2 separate regions of the Homo sapiens genome follow, and region 1 is linked to region 2. A link is an interaction called in ENCODE POLR2A ChIA-PET data of the cell type or tissue named here. Cell type or tissue: Panc1. All regions are shown on one strand.

Region 1 (8,000 bases), 180 kb before region 2:
TTTGTAAGCAGTGGCTCTGAAATTATATCCGATGAAAAATGGCCTCAAAATTTAAATGGTACAAACTCATCTTATTAGAGGCAAAACATTAAAAAACAAACACATCCCCCCACCCCCCAGCACAGCTTTAATTTCTCTGGGTGGGGGAACGGGAGGCGTGTGATGGATGGCTCTTACCTTATTCATAAGCGAGGATAAAAGAGATGAATTTGCCGGGACTGCGTGGCCATTTGATTCGTTGCTAGAACACACAAACCAAGGGACTTGAGCTCAGACGGCCGGGGCCTGGGCCCTGGGGCTCACCTTCCCTGCCCGACCCTGGGGCTCCAGCCGAGCCCGCTGCAACTGCCTGGGCGGGACCACCCCGGGGCTCCAGCTCGAAGGTGTGGTTCCCGGGGCTGGCTCCCATAGGGGGCCTCGCCTCACCTGGGCTCCTTCACAGTCAGGTCTAGACTGCGGTCCTGGGAGGCTTCGTGGGGGCCTGGGGCGCCGGTGCTCTCACCGGGTTCCGGCTTCACTTGGGCCGGGGGGAACCTGGCTGGGGTGACCTGCTGCCCGCTTCCTGCAGGGGAGGGGTGGGAAGATGCGTCAGAGGGGCTGAAGGCCTGGCCCGGGCACAGACAGCCGCCGTGCCCCCTGGAGGGAGGGCAGTGGGCTGGGTGGGCCCCGGCTACTGGTCAGCGCTTCTCCCGCTGACGTGATCGCTCGCGACGCTCGCTCCTGTGTGGCAATTCTTCAAGTGATAATTATTGCAAAATTATGTCAAAGTTGTCCTGGCTCAGGGCCTCCTGGAGGAGAAGGGCGGGAGGCTGGGGAGGGGGCTGGGGTGGGGGCGGGGGCCCTTCATTTTCTCCACCAACTGTCACAGTCGATTTGTGGGGCTGCCGCTTAGGCTTTTATTAAAGACTCTGTTAATGCTGAGGGAAAGTGGCAGATCTGGACTGGGAGGGCCCCTCTGTGGTCCCCAGCCCGCGGTTGCTGGGGTGACGGCCCCCGCACGGAGCATGCCCAGGAAGGGCCTCTGCTGTGTCAGGGCGATGGGGCCGATGGCCAATCAGAGCGGCCACACCGGGTGACCTCGCAGTCAAGCTATCCGGGGCAGGGACACGAGGCCAGGCTGGGCCGAGCTGGGTCCGGAAGGGAGCTGGGCGGGTGAGGCCGCAGGAGGCCAGCAGAGCAGGGGTAAAAGAAGTTGCTGACAGGGCCATCCAGCGAGCTTTCCCCTACAATCCCCCAGTGACGGAAATATGAATTTGCCCCAAGGTGCTGTAGCTGACAGAGTGCTGCTTCAGAAACAGCAAGTGGCATTTTATTAAAAAATAAAACGGCCCCCTCCCCTGTGCTTGATCTTTCTTTTGGGAGAAGGAGACTTTTCTAATGAAAACAAAGTACTTGACAGTCTGGCCACCGAGCCCACGTGGCCCTGGAGTGGGCCCTGCCCCATCCATCAGGCACCTGGCTGGAAGGGCGTGGCCAGCGAGGCCCCACCCATGCCTGGACCAGGAGGCGGTCCCTCCACGCGGCCACCGGGCATGAGCGTCCTATTGGGCCTGTGAGAGTTTTCAGACCTTGGGACTTCACATTCCAGCAGCTCTCCAAAGTCACCTGCCCAAGGTCCCAGGAAAACGGCCCAGCTCCCCTGCCAAGCACTGGCAGCCTCTGCAAGGTGTGGGCAGAGCCCCAGACTGGGCCACAGGGACCCTCAGTCTTGGCTGGTTCTGAGAGGGTTTCGAATGGGAACAGGGCATCTAGGCCCAGGAGCCCCACTCCTGCGGGCAGCGCCTTGGTTCACCACTTCCTAGCCATGTGCCCGGGACAGACCATCCCTGACCGTCTGCTGGCTCCACGGCGTGGGGCTCTGTCTGGCGTCCCGCCTGCTGTGTCCCCAGCACCCGGCTTGGAGCCTGGCTCTCAGCAAGCATCAGTGGTTGTTGAATGAATAAGTGAAATGAGCCACATCCCAGATGTGAACGGAACTCTCCTCAAGGATTCAACAAATAGGAACTACCCAGAGCAGGGAAACTGGGAGAGGAGTGAGGTAAACAGAAAACACCCTCACCCCAATCCAGAGAAAAATGGAGGGAAATTTTTTTAAAATGGATATTTATGAAATTATAGGAAGGCAGGAAAGAGAACTGCGCCCCTCAGTGAACCAGCGTGAAGAAGGAAGATGCAACTCCGGGGCTCTGGCCCTTTTCTGTCTGACGTGGCAGTCCCTGGCCAAGTGTGGTTGTTTAAAGTGACAATCCCGCTTCCCAATCACAGACCCAGCTTCAAGCACCAACAGTCACACGTGGCCAGTGGCTGCCAAGTCAAACACTGCAGAATAGAAGGCTTCCAAGGCCTGGAAAGTCCTACTGCAATGGCACTCATGGAGGAGGGAGCCTGGGAAGGGCGTCCCTGGGCCTGGAGGTGTCCAGGTGTGAGGTGCAGCCCCACTACCGCTGGGCTGGACGCAGGCCCTGCTCCAGGTCAGCTGGAGGAAACGCTCGGCACGCCAGGGGCCCTGGGCCTGCTCTTATCAGGGTGGACTTGGGATGTGGGAGGGTGAGCAGACAGGGAGGGGGGACCTGCAGTGGCCCCAGGGATGCAGGGCAGCCGAGGAGGCAGGGACCATCGCCCCCAGCTCACAGATGGGGAAACAGAAGCATGGCCCCCCTACTGTGGGGAGCCAGAACCAGGGGCCCCACATAGAAACCAACAGGATGGGGGCGAAGATCAGGCAAAGAGGGGGTGCTGGCAAGCAGGGGCCACACGGACACTTCTTCCAAACACCCCCCGACTCTGCTCTGCAGCCTGAGGCCAGGTGGCCACCCCAGTCCAGAAGGTGCCTGCTTTCTGGGCAGGACCCAGCCTGCTCACCTGGGTCAAAGGTGGCAGAGGGCTTGAGGGCAGCTGCAGCCAGCCTGGCCATCATGGGCGAGATGAGGCCCTTGCTTGCAGAGATCCTCTCCATGATGGAGGCGGGTGGTGCCGGGACAGAGGCGGCAGCCACGGGGGCTGAGTCTCCAGCTCCCGAGGCGACCAGCGTGGGTGTGTCAGGGGTGGCTGAGGCTGCTGACCCAGACGACACGGCACCCAGGAGGCTGGGGGTGCCCACAGGCAGGGAGGTGCTCCCACGGCCAGCCAGTATGGGGAAGTAGGGCGTGGGGGTGGGCAGGCCCGAGTTGGAGAGGGCCAGGGCCAGGGGGATTGAGCCAGGCAGGCCCTGGGGCAGCAGCCCCGAGATCTTGCTGTTGGGAGGTTTGGTGGCACTGGGCCCAGCCTCGGTGGCGGCAGTGGCGGCAGCCAGGGACGCAGAGGACTGCTGGCTGGTAGGGGAGGCGCTCAGGCTGGAGTTCTTGCTGCTCAGGGCGGAGAAGTCAACAAGGTCGTCGTTGCTGGACTCCTCGTGCTCCGTGTCCTTGGCGCCCAGCAGCGAGGGCGGCAGCCCCAGCGCGCCCGAGGAGCGGATGTGCCGGCGCTCATGCTTGCGCTTGTGAGAGGTCATCTGGCTGGTGGAGGTGAAGGTGAAGCCGCAGCCGGCGCGGATGCAGTGGAAGTGGTTGGTAGCCTTGCTGTACACGCAGCCCTCGTACTTGCACTCCTCGTACTTGTAGAACTTCTTGAAGCCGTCCTTGGCGTAGGCATCGTCCTTGATGTGGTAGCTCTTGTGCTTCTCGATGTCACACTTGTTCTTGAAAGTGAATGTGCAGCCGGGGCGCCTGGATGGGACATTGGGAGCCTGTCATGAGACCCAGAGGAGGCCCCACCCTGCTACACCATGGCCCTGGGAGGGACAGTCCCCCGGGTGGAAAACCCAGGCTGGACACCGAGGCAGGGGCCTGAGCCGTCCCACGAGCCTGGGTCCTTGCCTTCCCTCCCCGCTTCTGCCCACGAAGGCCCCCACCAGGCTCCCGCTTACCTGCAGTGGAAGTGCGTGGTCTTCTGTCCGTAGAACTGGCAGTCGGCTGTGCCACAGTCTTCGGTGGCTCGGAAGCGCTGGAAGCCGTCGTTAATGAGCTGGGTATTCTTCTTGTGGAAGTTCTCGTGGGTCATCACGTCAGACGTGCTCGTGTACACCTTGTTACAGCCCACCTGCACAGGACGGGATGGTGGTCAGGCGAACGGAGGCCAGGTGCTCCTGGGCCGAGGTCGACACCACTGTGTGTGGCTGGGGCCACTGACTTCCCTGCTCAGGGAAGCTTTGGCACCTCTGACTTCAAACTGGAGGCCTCGGGATGTTGATGTAGGAAGCAGAGTAGAAAGCCTCCAACAGCCCCTCAGGCCTCCACAGAGGGACCAAGTGCTGCTGGAGCCTGGCTCCGTCTGTGCTGAGGATCAGGGCATCTCCGGAGACTCAGGGCACTTTTTGGCCCAGGGGAGGGAGCTGCATCCTGCAGGAGTTGGATTTTGAGTTCCAATCCATGGCCCTACCTCTAAAACCCTCAGTGGGTGGACAGGGGCTGGACCCTGGAGGTCACCTTTAGCCCAGGGATTTGCTTAGTGGACAGTCCCTGGGCACGGGGCCCTCCCACCCCACCCCAGCTGGGCCAGGAAGGCAACGTTGCCATATTGAGTAAAAACCCGTGGAATCCGAACACTCTCGTAGGCTGGGCCGTGCCAGTGTCTGCACCATCTCAGAGCCCAGAGGGTGGCCCCCCTCTCCTCGTGGCCCAGGTTGTTCACAGAGGCCATAACAACTCCTGACAAATACCGGGGGAGGCATAGGGCTGCTATTTGCAACCCAAAGTCGCTCCTCCTGGCCCTGACACCTTGAAAAAGCCCAGACTCTGCGTGGCATTAAAACAAAGAATTAAACAAAAACCTCCTCAGGAATCATTTGCAATGCTGCTCTTGGTGTTAAAGCCTGAAAAATGTCCATCTGTATAAACAGCTCACTGAATTTCATCCACACCAAGTATGGCCATGGGGAAGGCCCCACCCTGGCCCACCAGACGCTGCCCAAGCCTGAACCCCCAGGACCCTCCTGGCTCGCTGGCCATCCCTGTGCTGGGCCAGGGGAAAGAGAGGCTCCTGATCAACTGGGGTCCCTGCCCATGGGGCAGCCCTGCCTCTGGGAGTGGGGGGCTCAGAGCCGGGAGGGCCTGGGCCAGTCCTGCAGCTGCCCAGTGGGCCCGGGTGCGGGAGGCACCTGCATGCAGTGATAGTGGGTGCTCTTCCCATTGAGGTGGCAGCCGTGGTAGTAGACGCTGCAGTCGTCCAGCGGGCTGAAACGCATGAAGCCGTGCTGCAGGGAGTTGTCGCGCTTCTTGTGCATGTTGTAGTGGCGGATCACGTCCTGCTTACTCGTGAACCTCTGCCAGGAGACAGCGCCACGTGGGCAGGAGCCTGAGCTCCCCCTCCGCCCTTCCTCCCATATGCCAAGAGCACCTGGGCCAGGTGCTGGCCTCAGGTCTCCCTAGAAAGAACCCTGCTTGGGGTCAAGGCAGCCCAGATTGTCCAAGGCCAGTGGCAGGCACATCAGCCCTTGGAGGGAACCATCCCAAAGGTTCTAGGACCATAGATTCTTCCCCGATGCTCCCCTAGGTGCCCAGTGGCCATCCCCAGGAGCACAGATGATGCATTGGGCCAGGCCTTGAGGGCAGGGGCTCTGATGCTGACAGCTCATCCCGCCCAGTGCACCTCTGGACTAAGGCAGGCTGGGATCCCTGGCAAGCCAGAGGGAGCCACCCCACGCAGGCTGCCCTGACTCTCCCCCCACTCACCAGCCCCGCGCTCACTGGCGGGCAGCCTTGGGCACAGTGGCACTCTGGCTGAGCCACAATTTTATCATCTTTAAGATGGGGCAGTAATGCTAACCTTCTAAGGCCACTGCAAAGAGTCAATTAGGCAAGGCTCATAGGCTGGCTGGCATGGCCCTGGGCACGTGGGAGGCTCTCAGTCAAAGGGGACTGGAATGATCACCACTGGGAGGTCACTGGCCCCCAATCGTAGGAGCTGCTCTGTCGGCAGGAATCGGGGAATGTGGGCAGGCTGGTGGTTTTGCGGGCCCTCTACCTGCTCAAGTCAAGTTTGGGTGGTGCAACTAGAACTAACCCCCCCCACTGCCGTCCCCGCCTGCCGACTTCTAAGCGCCTCCATGCTGTGCTGGTGGCGGAGAGGCGGAGCCCATCTGGCTGTGGCCGTACCTGGTAGTTACACTCAGGGTCAAGGCAGTGGTAGTGCTCGCGGTACTGGTAGGCACAGTGGATGTGGCCACAGTGCTGGCTGCCCGAGAACCTGGAGGGAGGAGGGGTGGGGTCAGGGCCCTGCTGTGGGTGACAGTCCCAGCCCCAGCCCCAGCCCCAGCCCCAGGGAGGACTCTTCGGGCCCTGTATGGGATGCAGAGGGGAGGTGAAGTTGCAGAGGCCCAGGCAAGTGACTGGGCCTGGCGGGAATCCCAGGCCCATTGAGGCAAAGAGGCCTGGCCCCAAGAAAGGGGCAGGACAACACTGAGGTGGCCAAAAGTCAAAGTAGGGGGAGACAGATGGGGCCCGAGCCCTGGGATGGAAGGGAAGGCAGGCGCCCCCTCGGCTGCCCACCTGTCTTTTCTGCAGGGGCTACCTGCCCCACTCCCAGCCCGCCCAGTTCTGGCCAGGTGCAGAGACCCTGGCTGGGCCAGCCGGGCTCTGATGCTGAGAGGTGTTAAAGGGCTCTCTCTGTCCTGGGCTTTTCCTGACACTTGAAACAGTGCAGAGCTATGAATTTTTAAAGCACAGCATCTGTTTGGCTTCCTACAGCAACGAGCTCACTCTCCAGCCGCCGCCGCCACCGCCAGGAACCTGTGCTGCCTCCCAGGAAACCCGTCCTCCTCCAGGCCCCAGGGCCGCTGGGACGTGGCTCCCACAGCCTCGGTGACGGCCGGCCGTGGGGAGGCCACTCTGGAGAGGCCACACCATGACGACTGTGGAGAAGGGTGTGACTCAGCCCGCCTGTACCCCTCCAAGACTGAAGTGAGATTGCAGGAGACACAGAGAGAAACCCCATACTGTAATGGGAAAACCACGTGCAAACAAATATTTAGGCTGAAGTGGCCAAAAGGGCCATCTGCGGAGGCACTAATAATAATGGTAATAATAATACCACAGAGGAGACAGCACGGGGCAGAGCTGAAGACAGAGTGGGACAGGGGGGCGGAGACAGTGGGATGGGGGTGGACAGAGACAGAGCAGGACAGGGGATCGGAGACAGAGTGGGACGTGGAGGCGGAGAGACAGAGCGGGCGGGAGGAACCTGGAAGATCTGCGGACAGACAGGCGCCAGCCGCTGGGTGCTGCCCCATCAGAGGGCAGGCGGTGGGGGGGTGGGGGCGGGGGGTGTTATTTGTGTGATTTGGGGGAATCTGTTGAGGCAAAGGCTCTTCACTGCCAATCCCACTGCCTTTGGGATGGAAAGGGGTTGGTCTGGAGTCAGGTGGTGTCAGAGCCTCACTGGGGAAGTGCATTGGGCTGTGTCAGAGAGGACGACAGCCCACACCTTCTCTCTCGCTTTCTCTCTCTCTTTTTTTTTTTTTTTTTAAAGAGATAGGGTCTCACTCTGTTGCCCAGGATGATCTCAAACTCCTGGCCTCAAGTGATCCTCCCATCTTGGCCTCCCACAGTGCTGGGATTACAGGCATGAGCCACTGCACCTGGCCTGCCTCTACCTTCCCAGCCCTGACAGTTTCACGGTGGCCTGCACCCTACTCAAGGCTCTGTGTGACAGCAGGACCCAGGCAAGCTGGGGGAGCTGCACTCACCTGTGGCCAGGCCCTGCGTCGGGACCCCGGCCCTAACTGGGGGCACAGGCTGCTGAGGGAATGTGTGGCCTGGACTACACAGAGCGGAGGGAGGCTCCCAAACGGGCGTGCAGGGCAGCCCTCGGTGCGGTGGAGGGACCGAAGTGGATGGGGATGGGAGGAGGCAGCTACCTTGGCCCTAGAGGTCAGATATCAAACGAATGGCCTCAGAGTGCCCGGTCAGTCCTGGCCCCCCACCTTCTCTCCACGGCAGGCTCCTCCCCAGGGGCCTACCTGGCAA
Region 2 (8,000 bases):
GCTACCAGGGGGCATGGCCCCAGAAACCCTCTCCCACCCTCTGTCCTAGAGCATGTTGAGGGGCCTGCCCTCTACTCTCCCCTCTACTGGCCTGTGTTCCTTGGGATTCAGGCGGTGTCTCTAGCAGCATCTGTAACTCCTCTGGTAGAGTTAGCAAGTTCCCGGAGAGAGGTAACCCATTACACCAGCTGGATGGAGTGATCAGGTCAGCAGCTGATGGGCTGGGACCTGGGACAAGTCAATGTAATGGGAACCAGGTGGCAGCTCCTGGGGCAGGGGGCGCTGGGGGGCGAGAGGAACCCTAGGGAGTTAGGAGGGGAGCCGTGAAGACAACTCCACAAAGCATCGTGGGAAGATCATGAGCCCCGGCACCAGAGCAGCCCAGTTGGAACCCCAGCCCCTCCACCCCTAGCTCTGGAACCTTGGGCAAGCCACACAACCTCTCTGATCCTCCTTGTAATCACTTGTGTAATGGGAATAATAATAGCAACAGCAACAGCTTCACCCCACAAACGGAGGGGTTCAATTTAGTGTATGCAAAGCTGCTGGTAATTGCTAATGGCTCAATTAATGGCGGCTGTTACCATTGTCAAACTTACAGAGGAAGAGACAGGCGGCCTAGAAGAACCATAGACTTTGTCTAGGATAGGTGAGATCAGGGGCTGAGTAGTCAGTGTCATCCTGGCCCACCCAATGGCTGGAGGAGGGGATGAGGACAGGAAGAGGAAGGGGAAGGGGAGGCACTGGGAGATGACAGAGATAAATATATGTCATGATCTTGCCCCATCTGGGTCACTGGCTGCACCCCAGGGGTGATGACTCACCTGCTGAGAAGTTCCCCACCCAGAGACTGGTCCCACAGGCTGTGGCTCGGCCCCACGGGCACAGCAGGCATGCATCGGGGAGGCCCATGGAGCAATGCCCAGGGTTACCCATCTGCTTGAGGGCTCAGGTACCCCCCTTTGACCTCTTCACACCCCCGTCCAAGCTGCAACCTAGAACCAGCCAGCTGGCTCTCCTGAGGCAGGGCAGGCCCAGAGAGATCAAAGAATTTGCTGGGGCCAGACAGCAAGGCCCGTGAGGTTTCATCCCATTCAAACCCAGAGACGTCAAGTCACTTGCCAGAGGTCACACAGCTTGGATGTGACAGAGTGGGGAAGCCCAAAGCTTGCCTGTAACAGCAGGCTGCCCGGAGTCCAGCTGGAGACTGGCACTGGCGTGAGCCTCAAGCCTTTTAATCCTAAGATCTGACAGCTGGGCAGCGCCCCAGAAAAGTGGCACTGTGGGCCCAGTGGGCCCTGGGGTGCTCAGAGGGGGCTTCCCAGAGGCTCCTGAGGAGTAGACTCAGGGAGCGTTTCCACAGCAGGCCTTGCTCTCGGGAGTGAGATATGGGCACTCTCACCTGACCACATGCCCTTGGGGGCTGGTCTCAGTGCTGGGTTCCCCAGGGGACTCCCCTTCCACCAGGAACTCCTCCCCCTTGCGCTCCCATTAAACCCAGATTCCCATTAAACCCCTATTTTAAACTCTCTGGCCTCTTCCAGGCAGCCTCCCTGCACCACTGTGCCTCCCTGAGCCATCTGACCCTCCACCCCAGGGCCCTGAAATCAGCATCTCTGCCCTCTGTGTGGCTGGGTAACTTCTCTGGTCTTCTTTTGTCTTTTTCTTCTGTGTGTGTGAGCATCATGTTTATTTCTTTTCTTTTCTTTCCCTTTTTTTTTTTGAGACAGCATCTTGCTCCGTTGCCCAGGCTGGAGTGCAGTGGTGTGATCTTGGCTCACTGCAACCTCCTCCTCCTTGGTTCAAGGGATTCTCCTGCATCAGCCTCCCTAGTAGCTGGGACTACAGGTGCCCACCACCACGTCTGGCTAATTTTTGTACTTTTGGTAGAGACAGGGTTTTGCCATGTTGGCCAGGCTGCTCTCAAACTCCTGACCTCAAGTAATCTGCCCGCCTCAGCCTCCCAAAGTGCTGGGATTACAGGCGTGAGCCACCGCGCCTGGCCGCATCATGGTTATTTCTTCATGGGTTTATCATTATGTGTGATGTGAGCTTAGAGCCTAGCTCTAAGCTCCCCAAAGGTGGTGACCGTATAATCATTTCCCACCCCCATTACCTAGGACAGGACTCTGGCCACAGTGGAGGGTCAGAAGATTTCAGCACACTCAAGAATAGCAGGTAGCAAGGCACCCAAGGCAGCTTTGCTGTAAGTGAAATTGACTCTTGACTTGCTAACCCGATATACTCAGGGGTAAAATCCACTCTACAGAAAGTCTTTGCTTTAGAGAAAGTTGCTCACAGGGGTTCTTTAAACAGCCAGGTCTCTTGGTACCTGCAAGATAGATTTATTTACAGATTTCCAACTTGCCTGGTCTGCTTGGAGCATCATGGGCTGGGTCCATGGCAAGCCCAGGAAGCCCACGCACCTGTCTGCCCTGTCCGCCTTTTGTGTGGTATTGAAGGCCTTTCCCAATCGAGCCCCAGCCTGCCTTTCATAACAGAAATAAAAGCTGACAGTGATCCTACAGGTTAACATTGACTGAGTGCCTCATGCATGAGGTCACCTGGCAGATGGGGTCACTTCATTCATTCTCCAGGTAACTCTGAAATGGGGTGTCAACTGTCATCTTCACTTTAGAGAGAGTGACAGAAAATCCAGGAAGTCCCAGAAGGAATCTGGGATTTGAGCCAGGCTGACCACCTGGCCCTTTGGGGCAGCCTCCCTCTCCTGACAGGCCAGCCAGCCTCTCTCCAAGCCAACACTATCATTGCTGACCACAAACCTTTGCACCCACCGTCCCCCTGCCTGTCCCTGGGCCCAGCTCCTACTTACCTTTCCAGACTCAGCTCAAATATCACCTCAACTCCACCACACAGAATTCATCCTGATGGCTCTGAGTTCAAATCTCTGTGTGGTGCCAAGGACGTGGCCTTGGTATTGTCCATGTCTGTTCCTCCTGCTGAATCAGGAGGAGTCCCGAACACTCAATCAGGATGTACTAAAATCATTCACCCAGGCCGGGTGCGGTGGCTCACACCTGTAATCCCAGCACTTTGGGAGGCTGAGGCAGGAGAATCGCGTGAGTCCAGGAGTTCGAGACCAGCTCTGGCAACACAGTGAGACCCCCTTTCTATGAAAAATTTACATATTAGCTGGATGTGGTGGTGCATGTTTGTAGTCCCAGCTACTTGGGAGGCTGAGGCGAGGGGATTGCTTGAGCCTGGGAGGTCGAGGCTGCAGTGAGCCATGATCATGCCACTGCACTCCTGCCTGGGTGACTGAGCAAGACCCTGTCTCAAAAAATAAACAAATAAAATAATTCACCTACTCAACTGATATTTATTGAACACCTACTATGTGCCAGGCATTGGGGTAAACAGGGTGGATAAGGCCTGAGCTCGCAGGGCACAAATCCAAGAGGGAGACACAGCAATACCCATGTCGGCTGACACATGAACAAGCTAATTTCAGACAGTGATAAATTGTATGAAGAAACAAAGTGAAGTTCTAGAGAGAACCTGAGCTGATAGGACTCTGGCTTTCACCAAAGCGAGTCGAGTCCTTCTCCCAGCCTGACCTGGCTTTCTCTCAAGACCAGCACATTTGTTACTCACTCATTCACTCACTCATTCATCCACTCATTCACTCGTTCATTCATTCACTCATTCACTCACTCATTCATTCATTCACCCATTCATTCACTCACTCATTTGCTCACTCATTCATTCACCCATTCATTCACTCATTCAATCATTTGTTCACTCATTCACTCATTCATTCACTCATTTACTTATTCATTCATTCATTCACTCACTCATTCACCCATTCACTCACTCATTCACCTATTCACTCACTCATTCACTCACTCATTCACCCATTCATTCACTCATTCACTCATTCATTCACCCATTCATTCACTCACTCATTCACTCACTCATTCACTCATTCACTCACTCATTCATTCACTCACTCACTCGCTCACTTATTCATTCACTCATTTACTCATTCATTCATTCACTCATTCACTGAGCACCCACGGTGCCAGGTGCTATCCTCCAACACCCTGGGGTCCCTGGGGAAGACAAACCTGCTCTGAGTGCCAGTGAATCCAGGGAGACTGAGGCTAGAGCAGGGAAGGAGGGGAACACGGGCGGGGGGGGGTGGCACTGCATGGTATAGAGCATTTCCACCCCCTCTGATCAGTCATGCTTCCTAATTCAATAAGGTGAGAAGAAGCATAATTTGATCATATTTGTTTTGCATCACTGCAAAAACAGAAAATGAAGGGCTGCAGAACCGCACCAATTTACTTCATCCGACCTTGATTAAAAGAAAATTAATTGTCGCATCTCTCAGGATATCACAGGCAGCAGCCAATGGCTCTCCAGGATACCACAAAGAGAGGGAAAGGGAGCGCAAGACGCCCCATGCCCTTTTCTCTAACCACTTCCAGCCCGGCTGGCAGCAGAGACAGTGGAGCTGCCAAGGCCTCGCATTGCAGAGGAGGCTGGTGGCGGATGGGAGATGGGACCACTGAGCCCCTGAGCCCCACCCACTCTGAGTTGCATTTCCCCCACCCACCACCCACTCCCCAGAGAGGGTTCTGAAGGCTGGATCCCCATCCCAGAGCCCAATACAGCTTTGCAGAAGCCCTCAGGGGGCTCTCCTCCCTTTCCAGGGCTGGCAGCTGCCCTGCGGAAGAGCCCCAGAAAGATGCCCCCAAAAGATCCAGGTCCCCTCCAGTTTGCTCGACCTCACCACTGGCTCCGCAGCCCCAGCTCTAAGATAAAAGAAGGAGGGGAAAGAGGGGAAGGAGGGGGCTTGGCGCTGCCCGGGTGAGCCAGGGCGGGGGGTGACAGTGGGGAGAGCAGCTCATGAAAAGTTAATGCCCCCTTGCAGGTTGTTGATTTTTGTTTGTTTTTCTCTTTTTGCCAGAAGAGAAGCCTCTTTCATTAGCCCAGACTGTCATTACCCGGCATTAAATTTTCATAGAGCGGGCGGGAGGCCGGGCAAGGGGAGGCGGGCAGGGGGGCAGGCTGGGGGCTCCCTGGGCTGGGCCTGCCGGGGGCTGAGACTAGCTCCCCTGGGCCCCCGTCTGCACACTGCGAGGTCTCAATAAGAAGAGCCGGCTTTCTCCATCGCCCACTATGGGCTAAGCGTGGCCCACGGACTCAAGCCTTTGATCCTCTTATGCTCCTATGGTGTGGGTTCTGTGATCACCCCCATTTTACAGATGAGAAACTGAGGCTCAGAGAGCTTGTGGCTCTTGTCCGTCACAGCCAGAAAGTGGTAGCACCACTGACTTCCAAAACATGCCCTCCTCACCAAGGCTGAGAGGCCGAGGGAGGCACAGGGGAGGTGGTGGGGGCTGGAGGGGCCGGGGAGGCAGCCCCAGACAGGCAGGAGTTCGGGGTGCCTTCGGGGGTGCTTTCCCTTGGGGAGAAGCAGGAGTCCGGACCCCCAGCCCCACTCGCAGGAGGCAGTGGGCGGCTCCTCTCAGCCAGGCGGGTGAGGGTCTGTGCCGGCGGGGCATGCGACCCGCCAGGCAGGTGTCGGAGCCCTCACAATGGTGCACCTGGCGTGGGCGTCAGGCCTGCCCATTCAGCCCGGAACAATCACTGCTCTGCAGCCGCCGGCCCAGCGGCCTCCAGGGGCGGGAGGACCGCGGGCGGCAGAGCGGCAGATGGGCCTCGGGTGTCAAGTTTCCAGCTGGAGGAGGGGGCGGGTAGCCCGGGAAGGGGAGGGGGAAGAATCAGGCTCCTCCCCGCTCCCAGTGGCCCCTCCCAGCCTTGGGTTTCGGAGCAGGGTTGGGCAGACTGTCTGCCCACCACCACTGCCACCTAGAGCAGGCCAGAGGGGGAACAAAGGCCTCAGGCCAGGGCTGGGCTGAGGGTGAGGGGCTTGCTGTGGGCTTCTCGCGGGGCTGATGAATCCTGAGCTCGCAGCAGCTGGCAGAGTCTCTCTGGGCTTCAGTTTTCTCGTCTGTGAAACGGGTGTCCATTCACTAAATACTGAGCATCTGTTCCGTGCCAGGCACCGCTCTGGGCACCAGAATAGCAGCAGTGAGCAAACTGGAAGCAAATCCCTGTTCTCGCTGCACTCAAGTCCTAGTGCAAAAGACAGACAAGAATCAAGATTAAGTAATGGGCCGGGCACGGTGGCTCAAGCCTGTAATCCCAGCACTTTGGGAGGCCGAGGCAGGTGGATCACTTGAGGTCAGGAGTTTGAGACCAGCCTGGCCAACGTGGTGAAACCCCGTCTTTACTAAAAATACAAAAAAATTAGCCAGGCCTGGTGGCGGGCACCTGTAATCCCAGCTGCTAGGGAGGCTGAGGCAGGAGAATCGCTTGAACTCAGGCAGTGGAGATTGCAGTGAGCCGAGATCACACCACTGCACTCCAGTCTGGGTGACAGAGTGAGACTCCATCTCAAGTAAATAAATAAATAAATAAAATAAAGGAATGGCACACATAATCGCTCAGCTAGGAGCAGCGGGCCCGCAGAGGAGGAAGCTGGGCGAAGGAGTTGCGACCTGGGATAGGAGGTCCGTTCCAGAAGGAGGTGGGGCACAAGCCAGGCCAATCTGGGGAAAAGCATTCCAGCCAGAGGGAGCAGCAGGTGGAAGATTAGTGGTCCTACCCTGTAGGGTTTGCCTGGAGCTAGAGGAGGGGACACAGGTGAAACACCTAGAGCCCGGCTCACCGGCTCACCGTCATGCTCCCGATGTGAGGCAGTGACCTCAAGTCTATGGTGGTTTGTTTGTCTGTCCACCCCTGTAACCCCTGAGCCCCTGAGAGCTGGCATCATCAGCCCATCTCTGCCAGGACCTGGTGGGTGAGTAAAATGCCTTGCAGTTTGGAAATCTTCCTAGTCATTCTCAGCTGAGCTTCAAGGGACCAAGGGCCTGTGGGGACAGAGACAGGAGGATCTGAGAAGGGATGGGGGAGAGTCCAACCCTCTTATGTTACCGAGAGGGAACCAAGGCCCAGAGAAGGCTTTTGGAGAAGCCCCTGCTCATCCCCGGCCTTGGTGATTGCATCTGTGCAGTGGGGGTGGGGCTCTAGCGGGTGTGGAGTGCCAGCCGCTGCAGAGGTGGAAGGCATCCCCTGTCCACGGAGGGGAGGGGCCAGCCTCAGAGATCAAGTGGGCAGAGTCTTCCCAAGGGCGTGGACGCACACAGCCATGCGCACAGCAGGGAGGCAGACAGGGAGCAAAGAGGCCAGAGCAGGCAGCTGCTTAGTTCTGAAGCTCCACTGCTACTGTCCTGCTTCTGGAGGTGAATAGATGTCAAGAAGCCTGTGGGGGCTGAGCCTGGTGGCTCACGCCTGTAATCCCAGCACTTTGGGAGGCTGAGGCAGTAGGATCACTTGAGCCCAGATAGTGGAGGCTGCAGTGAGCTATGACTGCACCACTGCACTTCAGCCTGGGCAACAGAGTGAGACCCTGTCTCAAACAAAACAAAACAAAACAAAGAAGAAGAAGAGGAAGAAGCCTGTGGGCTCTTCCCTAGACCAGGACGGGGGTAGCAGCTGGAAGGAGGTGGACTCATGGACCTTGGACGGGCCTTGGCGTTACAGAGATCTGGGTTCAAACCCAGGCTCTGCCTCACACTAGTGTCTGACCCCAGCCATTCATTCATATGACTTCGCCAGGCCTCGGTTTCCTCATCTATAAAATGGAAAGAATAATAGCAAGAGCCCTGGCTTCATGGGGTTGTTGGGATGGGACTATGCCCCAGGACCCAGCCTAGCCCGGGCACAGGGTCGGAGCTAGAGACAAACACTGTTGTGGGTGCTCAATGGGCTAAGAAGGAGCATCTCGCCTGCAGGAACGGTTGCAGGGAGGCAGCTGAGGCTTGAAGCGTTTAGGGGATGCACCTAAGCTCACACTGCTAGTGAGAAAAAGAGCCAGGATTTGCACTCAGGTCATCCTCCTTCCTGGGCTCTTAGCAGCCTCTGGTGCACAGTGGTGGGAGGGAAGGCCAAGGGAAATCAGTGAT

The links. Peaks named below come from ENCODE experiments on the same cell type or tissue, not always from the same donor. Only the 100,000 strongest peaks of a DNase experiment are listed, where the experiment ranks them.
Region 1: POLR2A ChIA-PET joins it to region 2 with 11 read pairs; 2 of 35 experiments call an interaction of 5 or more read pairs at or near these places.

Annotation. Positions count from the first base shown.
Region 1 is chr1:10,650,515-10,658,514 of GRCh38, forward strand. It overlaps CASZ1 (castor zinc finger 1), which reads right to left. Exons shown (of 21, transcript NM_001079843.3): 7 at 7,994-8,000; 8 at 6,132-6,222; 9 at 5,135-5,299; 10 at 3,905-4,077; 11 at 2,863-3,704; 12 at 427-562; 13 at 178-241. Among named protein-coding and RNA genes, the nearest start is that of CASZ1, 140 kb to the right of the region's middle. RefSeq lists an enhancer at 4,692-5,349. In Panc1, no CTCF peak of the experiment used is centred here; no DNase peak of the experiment used is centred here.
Region 2 is chr1:10,830,367-10,838,366 of GRCh38, forward strand. No RefSeq gene overlaps it. Among named protein-coding and RNA genes, the nearest start is that of CASZ1, 38 kb to the left of the region's middle. RefSeq lists an enhancer at 7,780-8,000. In Panc1, no CTCF peak of the experiment used is centred here; a DNase peak (open chromatin) is centred at 3,615.